Linked DNA regions of Homo sapiens: all the other regions are linked to region 1. The links are chromatin contacts, found by Hi-C or POLR2A ChIA-PET in ENCODE. All regions are on one chromosome and are shown on one strand. The core of a region is the stretch at or near the end of the contact, and the rest is flanking DNA. Distances in the headings are between cores, read along the strand shown. Region 1 overlaps SCFD2 (sec1 family domain containing 2). Region 2 has its middle 190 kb from the start of LNX1-AS2. Region 3 holds the start of LNX1-AS2 (LNX1 antisense RNA 2).

What was found. A loop is a pair of places that touch in the nucleus more often than their neighbours do. ChIA-PET counts read pairs that join two places held with the same protein, here RNA polymerase II (POLR2A). Pooled maps may share reads with other maps.
Region 2: a loop to region 1 is called in a map of Caco-2, with 6 times the contacts of the local background. The contact joins two enhancer-like sites. A Hi-C loop is called at or near these places in 3 of 168 maps with a recorded cell type or tissue (Caco-2, IMR-90 and ovary) and 1 of 50 pooled maps.
Region 3: a map of Caco-2 shows a loop between it and region 1 (6-fold over the local background). The contact joins the promoter of LNX1-AS2 here to the enhancer-like site in region 1. A Hi-C loop is called at or near these places in 2 of 168 maps with a recorded cell type or tissue (Caco-2 and HepG2), 6 of 37 single-sample maps with no recorded cell type and 5 of 50 pooled maps. POLR2A ChIA-PET finds 5 or more read pairs at or near these places in 1 of 52 experiments (Caco-2).

The regions. Positions count from the first base shown.
Region 1 is chr4:53,018,241-53,021,882 of GRCh38, forward strand. The region is part of intron 5 of SCFD2 (sec1 family domain containing 2); the gene reads right to left. Among named protein-coding and RNA genes, the nearest start is that of SCFD2-AS1, 93 kb to the left of the region's middle. Within about 2 kb of position 1,749, at least 3 of the 41 ENCODE cell types and tissues checked have a DNase peak (open chromatin) inside an H3K27ac peak, as active enhancers do.
Region 2 is chr4:53,779,157-53,782,798 of GRCh38, forward strand. No RefSeq gene overlaps it. Among named protein-coding and RNA genes, the nearest start is that of LNX1-AS2, 190 kb to the left of the region's middle. Within about 2 kb of position 1,880, at least 3 of the 41 ENCODE cell types and tissues checked have a DNase peak (open chromatin) inside an H3K27ac peak, as active enhancers do.
Region 3 is chr4:53,591,385-53,595,026 of GRCh38, forward strand. It overlaps LNX1-AS2 (LNX1 antisense RNA 2), which reads left to right and starts at 1,572. Exons shown (of 2, transcript NR_046827.1): 1 at 1,572-1,688. LNX1 (ligand of numb-protein X 1) reads right to left here and starts at 102. Exons shown (of 11, transcript NM_001126328.3): 1 at 4-102. RefSeq lists an enhancer at 1,282-2,194.

The DNA of each region.
Region 1 (3,642 bases), core at 499-2,998:
ATGAAAATTTGATATTGTTACAGAATAAACCAAGCATTATAAACCATCACTATCATAAATCTATTATTCACAGATTACTAAAATGGAAAAGGAATTGATAGAACATGTACACCCAGAAAAAGACAGATCTAAATCTTACGGCAAATCCAATATTGCTCCAAATAACATGATATCCGAAATAAGGCAAAAATGCAATGTTCCTGACAAGCATTGCTTGTGACGGCAATAATCCAATGTCTCACACTTCAGAGGCCAATTTCCTTCTGGTGATTTCTCTCCAATTCATCCTGAGTGGACAGAATCACTCAAGTCAGAGTGATTTATATTTAGTCAATCAATTCTATGTCAGCAGGAAAACTCCACTGGGCCCATGAAGTGCAATTTTCACGCTTGGAGTTTCCTTTATTGCTAGGCCAGACATTTCTGGGAAAGAGACCCAGCATATCAACCCTGAAGACCAAACACAACCCTCCCAAAGGATGCTTAGGACATCTAAATATAACAAAACTTACGCCAGCCTGACCTTGCTCATTAAGAACAAGACAGTGCATGTGTTCATGCAGGATGCATCAATGATGGTGTGTACGCTCTTGTTCACCTTTAGACTAAGGATAGCCATAATAAGGTTTGTTGTGATAGCCTCTCACAGTGTATACTCAAGATGGCCAGTTAGGAAGCAAAGCAGCCCGTAAAGCTATAGAGGCCCTAACATGTCCAATTTCTACTTGATAAGTAAAGAATAATAGTGTTGGAATGATTTTGGTCAGATGGGTCCTCTCATACCCAGATGATAGGAATGAACTGCAGCAAATTTCCCAGGGTGCAATGTGTTCAATAGATATTAGGAGCCTTAAAAAGGATTATAACCTTTGACCTAGTAATTCCATTTCTAAGACTTTCTCCTAAGGAAGTAATCAAAGATAAGGACAAAGATTTATGCACAAGGATGTTCAAAAGCTGGAAACAGCTGAAATGTACAAAAATAGGAAAATGCTTAAATAAAAAATAGTAAATCTTATAATACAACATTAAAAACAAACTTTTGAAAATGAATAATTTGGGAAGTACCTTTCATATAAAGATTAACTTGTATTTAAAGCCCTGTTTATGTAGGTGTATAGATAGATAGATACTTATATGTATATGCTTATGAATTGAAATAAGTTTATCAAAATATTTACAGTGACTAGATGGTGAGAATAAATTCTATTTAAAATGTTTATCTTCATACTTTTCTACCATAAATAGATATTACTTAATTTAAAATAATACCATTGGCCTGATTATAAAAGAACACTTACTACTTCAACATCAGGAGAAGAAATAAGGAGTAAAAGTTCCTCTTGGATTCAAAGGGGTTGGACAACCCTGACACTTGTAAATGTGTGATTGTATCAACGTTGTTGAAATTCTTTCCTTCTGTGAGACATATCACTTAAAAAAATCACCTCCAAACAGACTTACAAACAAACAATATATAAAGTTATGCAGCTGAGCTTCTCAGCTTCCCACCTTCATTTTCCCAGTGGGTTCTCTGGTGGTAACTTACTGAGTTAATTTAGATTAATATGGTAGGTCTTAGGTGATTACTCTGCTTTAGATCCCAAGCAATGCTAATTATTATCATAAAGGACAAGCTACTCGGAGGTTTAAAGTTCAGGCACAGAGACCTTGTCTACATTTCTGTTATCTGGCTCACCAAATTACAAGCGTCTGGTGAGTCAATATGAAAGATTCCAAACACAAAGGTCAACGCTGGGCTACTGATCTTCCTGACCCTAACTCAGAGCCAAGAATTGCAATGCAGTTTTCTCCTCCCACACTAAAACCATTAGCAACCAGCTTGTCTTGGCTGATTCTTTTCTTTTACAACTATTTTTGAATAGGTAATAGCTCTTCCGGTGCCCACATACTAAATTAGCATGTCATTTCATGACTTTTCTTCTCTGTAAAGCCTTTAATGTGTCTGTAACAGTACTGTACTTGCTAATGTTAATTCACATTAATTAGATGATGCCTTTTCAAATCAAACTATGGTCCCTCTGAAAATTCACATGATCTAGAGTGGATGTGGAAAGCCAGTTTACACACATCTTGTGAGTTAATCGGTTACTGTTTCAGAACAACTTTGCAACAGACAACTATCCAGAACCTTGTCCAGTTGTTTTTTAGAAATAATTTTCAGAGAGCCTCAAAAGGACAAAGATAGGGAAAGGTTAAGAAACTGTCAGTCTTATCATCTGTCTTTCTACATCCCCATCCAGTCAGTCACTAAATCCTAATCATTCAAATAGCTCTGGTGTTGGTATACCCTCATCGACTCCCATGACCCTATGCCTGAAACAAGTTATCCTGTGAGATGCTTTCAGATCTCAGAGACTAGATAGCTGTTCAGCACAGTCCTTTCCTTCCTGGGTACACAGTAGCCCACGTTTCCCAGCCTCCCCTGCAAATAGGAAGGATCATGTGACTGACCGAGGGTACAAATGAAATACACCACCGCCACACAGGGCAGATAAAGACTTCCCATATATAGTCCTAGGAACCATGGATTAAACAAGATGGAGCTAGGGTGCCTAGGCTGTGTTTAAATGAGAGCAAATCATGACTACCTGTTCCTGCCCTTTGATGAAAATTTGGTGTGAAGGGTCTTAATGCTAGGGTGGGTGGTTTTGGCTTCTGTTCAAGTGAAATTTTTGCCCCACATTCCTTCTTCCAGAATTGCTCCTGTGGCCACCTCATCATGTAACCCTAAACTGTGCAAGCCATCATCGAAGTGGTAGATATTTTAAAAGTGTTACATTCTTTTAGAAATGAGCTCTACCTTGACTAAGCATGTACATCTTTTAGATGACAATATACTAATAATGTGAAATTTTCAAGTAAAGCAGAAACCCATTTTAGAATGATAAGCACAAACTTATTGGGCCTTTTAATTCATGACAGAGTTGCCACATGTCTGAGGTCAAATCTAAATGACCTGAATAATTTTACATGTCCTGTGAGTTTCAACAACACAAAATTGCAATTGTTTTTAAAAATGTATCTTTAAAAGGATAACTTGAAACCCAAAACAATAAACTTCCTATTTCTAACATTTTATAGAAGAAAAACATTTTAAAGTACTTCATTTTTAATAATAGCAACTTTCAACATAATTTATTCCTGTAGGTTTAGTTTAAAACTAACAGAGATTACTAATTTTTTCTAAACTTGCAAATCATTTCCTCAACAGAAACATACTGTATGTTATGAACTTTAAAAGATACAGTGGCTACTCTCCTTTGAAGAGTTTACTGTCTAGTGGGAGAGAGGAAAATACAAATAAATAATGGCAATGCAATGCGGTATGCATTAAGTTCTCCAGGGGCGCAGCGGCAAGTCAAGGGTGAGGGTGTTGGGAAAAGCTCCTTAGAGAAGGTGACATTCGAGATCTATCAGGATTTGAAGATGTGGGAGAGAAGAAAGGAAGAGAGATGGTAGAAAAAAGCATTTCTGAACTTTTTGACTAGACTTTTTTTCCTCCAGTAAATTTATTTTAGATACTTCAGCAAAATCTTGTTTTGTTCACAGTGCCGACAGAAGAATATGTAGTTGTTCTTCTGTAGCATCCCTAACCTTGGCCCTGGAAACTGTAAGACA
Region 2 (3,642 bases), core at 630-3,129, 760 kb after region 1:
CTTATTTCTCTAGGATAAATTTTTAGAGGGGTTGAGTCAAAGATATGTATGTTATGTGGCTTCTTAGAATGATTGTTGCCAAATTACAACTTTCTCAACATTTAACCCCCACTCTAAGTTTTATCAGTCTATACTCCCTTCTCTTATACTCATGACTAACACTGGGTATTGTCTGTCTTTTGCTAATTCAGTATAGCAAAAGTTGTGTCTCGTTGTTTTAATTTTGTTTCTTTAATTACTAGTGAGGTCAAATAATTTTTCATATATGTATTGTCCATTTCTTTTTCTTTTATTAATTTGCTATTCATGCTTTTATCCCATTTTTCTGTTGTGGTATTCATCTATTTCTTTGTAAGAACCTTTTATGTATAAAATATATTCTTTTTAAAATAAATTTTTATTTTTAATTATTATGGGTACATCATAGTTATACATATTTATAGGGTGCATGTGATCTTTTGATACAAGCATACAGTGTATAATGATCAAATCAGGGTAATTGGGCTATCCATTGCCTCAAGCATTTAGGGAGAACAGTATGGAGGTTACTCAAAAACTAAAAACAGAACTACTGTATGATCCAGCAATCCCACAGCAATACACACCAAAAGGAAGAAATCAGTATATCGAAGAGATAAAAGGTATTCTTTATCAGATTTTAATACGTTATATAGTTCTTCAATTTTTGTCATTTTCCCTTTAACTTTTGAATTGTGCTTTTGCCATATGCATTCAAATTATTTTTTCAGATTAAAAAAATGGTTTCTGACCTTGTAAACATGCTTACAAAGTTCTCCACTTATCTCTGCTCTCCACGAAGAGATGGTAGCTTTTAAACAAGCCTATGAACAATGCTTTGTCAAACTTCCATGACTATTCTTGATACACTTTTGAACTAAAAGAGCAGAGGCAGAAAATAGAAGCAGTAAAGCTTAAATTACAATGGAACAACATCCTATATGTTTTTGCTTACTAAGATTGACTTGCTTTTGCTAATTTGTCACAGATTATGACAAGTCCAGTGAAGCCGCCAAATATACACTGATGCTGACATGCATGCTTATTCTTCTTCATTTCAATGCTCAGATTCATTTGGATCCCTGTTTCCTTTGGGAGAGCTCTGAACAGACAAACTCTCCTGACTTCAAGCTCCTTTCTCTGAGCTTCCCTGGGCATCTTGGATGCTTAATGCAGTTTATTTAACTAGAGTGGCTATAAAGCAGAGCTGAGGCAAGAACTTCTTTGTTAACAGAGTGTTTCTCAGAGAATTGTTTGGGATGCAACAGTCATGGATCCATAGCGGGTGGTGGAGGTATATTACCTCAACTCAGGATCATCATCTTTTCACAGGCTAAAAGTCGTGGAACGATTGGCTTCTCTCAATTTCATAGTGGAGCATGCACTTTGCACAAGAGAAGTCCATTTTACCCAAATGGGATTATTTCCTATAGCAAGATAATAGCCAATAGGAAAACCTCGCCAATGTTAGAAATCCACTGTACTAGACATAAGTCTCAGTGTCTGGAGTATATTTCAGTTGTTTGTGCCTGCCCAGCACCCATTTAACCTTTTTGCTTTGATGGAACTTTGATATTCCTTCAGGAAATCTTACCATCCTCACTTTCCAAATATATAATTCCAAAACAGAGAGTGGAGCCCATCCCCTGAAGCTAGCACAGACATAGGAGCCAGACCTAGCCAATCAGAGCCATCCATTCACTATGGCTCCAGTGATTGGTTCAAAAACGGACACACGGCCCAAACTAAACCAATAAAACTCAATACCTAGACTTTCACATTCTTGGAAAAGAAATACATCCTTTCCACTGAAGATACCAAGCTGATGAGTTGAGAGCCTGGGACATTTGGTTACAACCTTGCTCCATCCTGGCTGAGCATGACTGAATGAAAGCAGCCTAGAAAGTCTTCCAAGAAACAGCACATGGCTTAGTCCTGATGACAATAGTGACTCCCTAGACTGACTCATGCCTGAAATTGGTATCCCCTAAAACTATTTCCAGAGCCAATAAACTCCCTTTTCTGCGTAATTCCATGTGAGATGAATTTTTACCACCTGAGTAATATTGTTTTAAATGACAGCTTCTTATTAGCTCTGAACACCTTAGCAATAATGTCAAGAGTGGAAGGAGTACTGGTTTGGGAGTCTGGGTTGTAGTCCTACCTCCACTCACTACTTTCACATCCTTGGGCTAATCGCTTTATCTGTGTGGGCTCACTTTTCTCATCTGTGAAAGAGGTTATTGGAAGAGAGGAATTCTAAATGTCCCTTTGAAGGCCATAAGTCTTGTCTCTGTGATAACATTGTATCAACACTTCAAGTTAATCTGAGGTTCTGGCTCCAACTGCCACCTCCACAACCCAGTGACAAACAACACTGATTTATCTTAAAAGTTGAAAACTAAAAGGTCCATAATATACTTTTAGAAACTAGAAGATAGAACAAAAACTCTGTAAAACATTGCTAGGATGTAGATTTCTCCAGAAGTGTATTAATGAGGTGAGTAATATATTAATACATTAACTATGGTAACTATTGTATAGATTAGTCATAAATATTTTGTTTTAAAAAGGTCTGCCACTCCAGTTTTGCTGAGCTAAAGTAAACGAAGATCCGAGTTATGTCAACAGATGACACAAGTGTTCAGCAGTGAGGCTGTTTGTTCTGAGGAGGGAAACAGGAAGGGAAGCTGGTCCCACTCCCAGTTCTTCTTCATCAGACCTCCGTTATTTATTTGATGAATTAGCAATCCTCACAACTTCAGACACGATCACAAAATGATATTTTGGAAATGCTACTCGGACTGTATAATTCTTCCAACCCTTCGTTGATTCCCAAGTGCCTTCGGGACAAAGTGCAAACCCGTTGGCGTGGCACATGAGCCCTCTGTTATGTGAGCCTGGCTCTAATTCCACATCCCAGTGTCATCTCCTCCCACTCCTCTTTATGTGCCTTACCTAAACTAAGTAAAGAGGTTAATGCATAGAAAATGCTAAACATCTGGCATAATTTCTGGCATTTAGTAAAGGCTTATTATACATGTTGGCTGTCATTATGGCACACTAGTTATACTCACAGTTCCCTAAAGGTGCAGTACTGGTCCTGGATCTGTTTGCCCTGAATCCATCCTCCCTCTTTGCCTGCTGTGTTTTAGTTCACGATGGCTGATCCTTGCAGGCTGCAGTTCACAGGCTCTTGTGTCTCAGACTTCCAGCTGGTTGGGTTAGGCCAGGAAGACACACTGGCAAAAAATGGAGGGTAGAAAGGAGGGAGAAGCCAGGGTATTTCTCTCCTTGTTTCCTTGGGTGATTTCTGCAGCAGTGACTGTCTTCTCTGTAGTTCCAGCTCTTGCCAAAACAGGTCCACTGTGGTTCAGCTTCTGGTTCCTTCTTTTTTCCTTTAGCAGAGTCGGTAGTGGCTTCCTGCTTCTTGATGCTAATCTCTGCATTGCCTCATCACTCGTGTTAACTCTCAGCAGCTCTCTCTACCATATAGCCAATCCCCTGCTTTCCATTCCCTGTGCTGTACATCCTTAAAGAGGTGCCTGTTTTCCTGGAGACACCCTGACTGGTTTGCATAGCACACTCTCATACCTTGGACCTTTGGCTTTTGCCTTATTTCAG
Region 3 (3,642 bases), core at 322-2,821, 570 kb after region 1:
CACCTCTTCAAGCGACTGTCTGGGGCTCTCCAAGCAGCAGCAGGCAGGCAGCTCTCATTCCTTGTGGGTGAACCGAGCAGCTCCTTGGGCCGCCGGAGTTGTGACCAGCCTCAACTTCGGTGAACAGGTGCCTGGAGGAAGGAGGACGGCATTGGTCGCTCCAGACCAGGAAATGGGTGACATCACGGAAGCCCCGACAGATAAAGCATTGCTGAGACCTTAGGGATTGAAAGAGTCAGGAGGCCCCGCCCACCTGTCATTTACCTGAATACCTGCAAGCAGGTAGGTGGCGTCTCTTTGTGGACAAATAAATCAGTTAGAGCAATTTGCCAGGTGGAATTTACTTTCTTTCCTGAGCACAGCACGTGTCCAGCCCCGTGTTCAGATCTGAAGTCAAATGCCTGGTTGTTTCCCAGGCCCTCCCCTTTCCCCATATCTGCCCACAAAGGAGTTAAAAGGGAAGTTTAAACACCAAAATGAGACAGTAATTTAGCAGACACAAAAAGGAAGAGTGTGAAGCCGAACTTCTTAGAAATATCTGAGGTGCCTTTTCGAACCGCATCCATTTGAACACCAAGTGTTTCTCTAATTCCAATAAAATGACAAATTTAAGTTGACATTTCCAATTCATCTTTTAAACAATTTGAAATAGGATACCTGTCAGCAGTTTCAAAGTGGTTTTCAAACACTTTTGCGCTACCCCCTCCCCCGCCCAGCATTTTTAATTCCATATTCAGGAATTTGCAAAACTTCAGTCATTCCTATCTCGGCTGGCTTGGCAGTTAGAGTCATACGGCAGTTACAGTGCACTGCAGGCCTGCAATTAGGAGCAATTTAAATGATTCAGATTGGAATGGTAGTACTGTCATTAGGCGATGTTGTCTGCTGATATAGCCAGGAAAGAGACGTCAGAGTTATTTCTGTCCCAAGCGTGGTGTGTGACCCTGGACAAGTCACTGGTTGCTTCACCTTTTCCAGCAGGAAAGGAGGCGTAAACTCATCCAGCACCAGAGCAGGCAGCTGGGAGGTATCCCAGGACTGTTAAACTCTCTGGCATCTTCCCAGGAGGGCTGTAAACATCTCCCATCATCCCATTGAAACGCTGCGTATTTTTACCACCTGCATCCAGCATCCCTGGAACTCATTACCTGAGGAAACTGTGGATTCCCCGTCCCGGAAGATGGCCTGCCTGCCCAGAGAGAATTTTTTTTCCCCTTCAGGAAAATAAATGTTGACATTCCTATTTTCCTCCTACTTTTGCCTCCCTCGTCTTCTTCTTTCCCTCCTCCTGATTTTGGGAATGCTTTTGTTCCACCGGTTTTAATATTGGACTACCTAGAGGTTTTGGGGTTTGGTTTGGGGGAGGGTGGAGGAAGAAGGAAAAATGGGAGAGGGAAGAAAAGGAAGTCCGGATTCCCACAGCCTGGGCCTCAGCTGGCTGCAGTCAGTCAATAGCTCGCAAAGCAAGGGGGAGGAGAAGGAAGAGAAATTGTAGTCGAGGGCGGGGTCTGGGGGCCGGCTCTGGTGCTCGACCTCAGGGGAGCTGGCTCCTGTCCCCGATCCGCCCCAGACAGGTCTAAGCTACCTCTTTGCACCTGGGAACTCTGTGCCTTTTGAGAGTTGAAGGCTTAAAACAACAACAACCACCACAACAAAACTATTCACCTTTTTATCCAATAGAAACTAAGGTAGGTGTGGCTATTCCTTTATTATTTAAAAGAAAAAAAGGGAGGTAACAAAACCTTTTACACTCAGGTGTTTCAGGAAAAGGTTTCACGCCACTAGTTTGATAATTGAGAAACATCACTCACACAAAGGCCCCCCTCTTCACGCGGACAGGGTGTCCCCTGGGCAAGGGGGAGGGGAGGGAGAGCCCGCCAACCTGATGAATCATCTAGAAGGCCACGCCTTCAGCGGTCTTGCCTTTGGCGAAGGGCAGGATCCAACTTGGGAGGGGATCACAGGCTTCGGTTCAAGGCCTTGGGTGGGCAGGGGAAGGGTGTAGGTGAAATGAATTCGCATAAAGCTTCACCGAACAGCCTGGAGATCGTGAGGTTTCACTTGCCATGTTCACATACACACAGTCATCTACATATGTGGTGTGATGAATTGTTGTAAAACAGAAAGAAAATAGAGAAATAAGAGTTAATCCAGGAGTGGAGCTAACTCCCAGGTATAGTGTATAAAGGAAGAGAAAAAACTACACAATTAGCCTTCTCAGGTGAGATCTTTCTTGGTACTCCTGGATTTCGAATAATATGCAGGGGTTAAAAAAAATAATATGGGCTTTTTTTTTGGGCCATTAGGGCTGTTACATTATCATGGAAATTATATTTCTAAACTACTAGAAAAAAATGTAATCATAAAAATGAACATTGTGTTTAACAGGTGCTACTTATTGTTCTGAGCACTTTATACAAGAACCCTGTGTCAGGTATCATTGCTATTTGCATTCTACAGCTGGGAAAACCAAGACATAGTGAATCTGAGAAACTGCCTAAGGACAAGCTCATCGGCAAGCGGCAGAGCAGTTTTTAATCAAGGCCCACTTTTTAACCACTGGAAAGAAAAGAGGGAAGGTTCTGATTTCATGCTCACTGGGACACTTCCTGGACACATTCAGCTTCTTACCCATTATTCAGAAGGAGAAGTAGAAACCTGTAGAAGTAGCCCTGGGGAGGGTAGTTTCTGATAAAGGATGTCTCCATTTGGAAATTAATTAGTAATCTGGTCTATATGCTGAAAGTGTGTGTATAATATATATATATATATGTATATATAAATATGTATATATTCATAAATTCATGCATATATTTATGAGAAATCATACCAGGAAATCCATCGCCCCTGGGTGCACACTTGAAATCATCTTTTGAGAGCTTATCAAATCAACCCCAAGATGGAAGGCCAGCTTGAGGGACCCCTCAAGAATGACCAGTTGTAACTCTCTATGACATCTTTTATGGTCATTTTTCTCTGTAACTTCTGCGGCCTATCACTTTAAAATCTGAAAATTTAATCCGAGTGGCCATAAGAACATGGAACTGCATACATTTGGAAAATATGAGACAATGAAAAATTAAGTTTCATTATAAACCACTACCAGGAAGAATGGTTTAGACTAGGCTTGGCAAATCCTGGACATATAGTGCTCCATTCCCCCCTCCCATACCATTCTCACTGTCATTGCTAAAGACCATGACACTTTTCAACTCAGAAGGAACTTTGGAATCTTGAAGATATTACTCCAGGCACACTAGCAGTTGGTTTTACCCCCCAAGATCAAACCCTTTTCTTTTACTTTCTTACTTTCTTTTCTTTCTTTCTTTTTTAATTTTTTTTTTTAGAGACAACTCTCCCTTTGTCATCCAAGCTATAGTGCAGTGGTGCCATCATGGCTCACTGCAGCCCCAACCTCCTGGGCTCAAGTGATCCTCCCACCTCAGCCTCCCAAGTAGCTGGGACCACAGGCACGTGCCACCATGCCCTGCTAGTTTTTAAATTTTTTCTAGAGATGAGGTCTCACTATGGTGCCCAGGCTGTTCTCAAACTCCTGACCTCAAGTGATCCTCCCACCTCGGCCTCCCAAAGTGCTGGGATTACAGGTGCGAGCCACTTGGTCCCCTTTTCTATCTCTAGTTG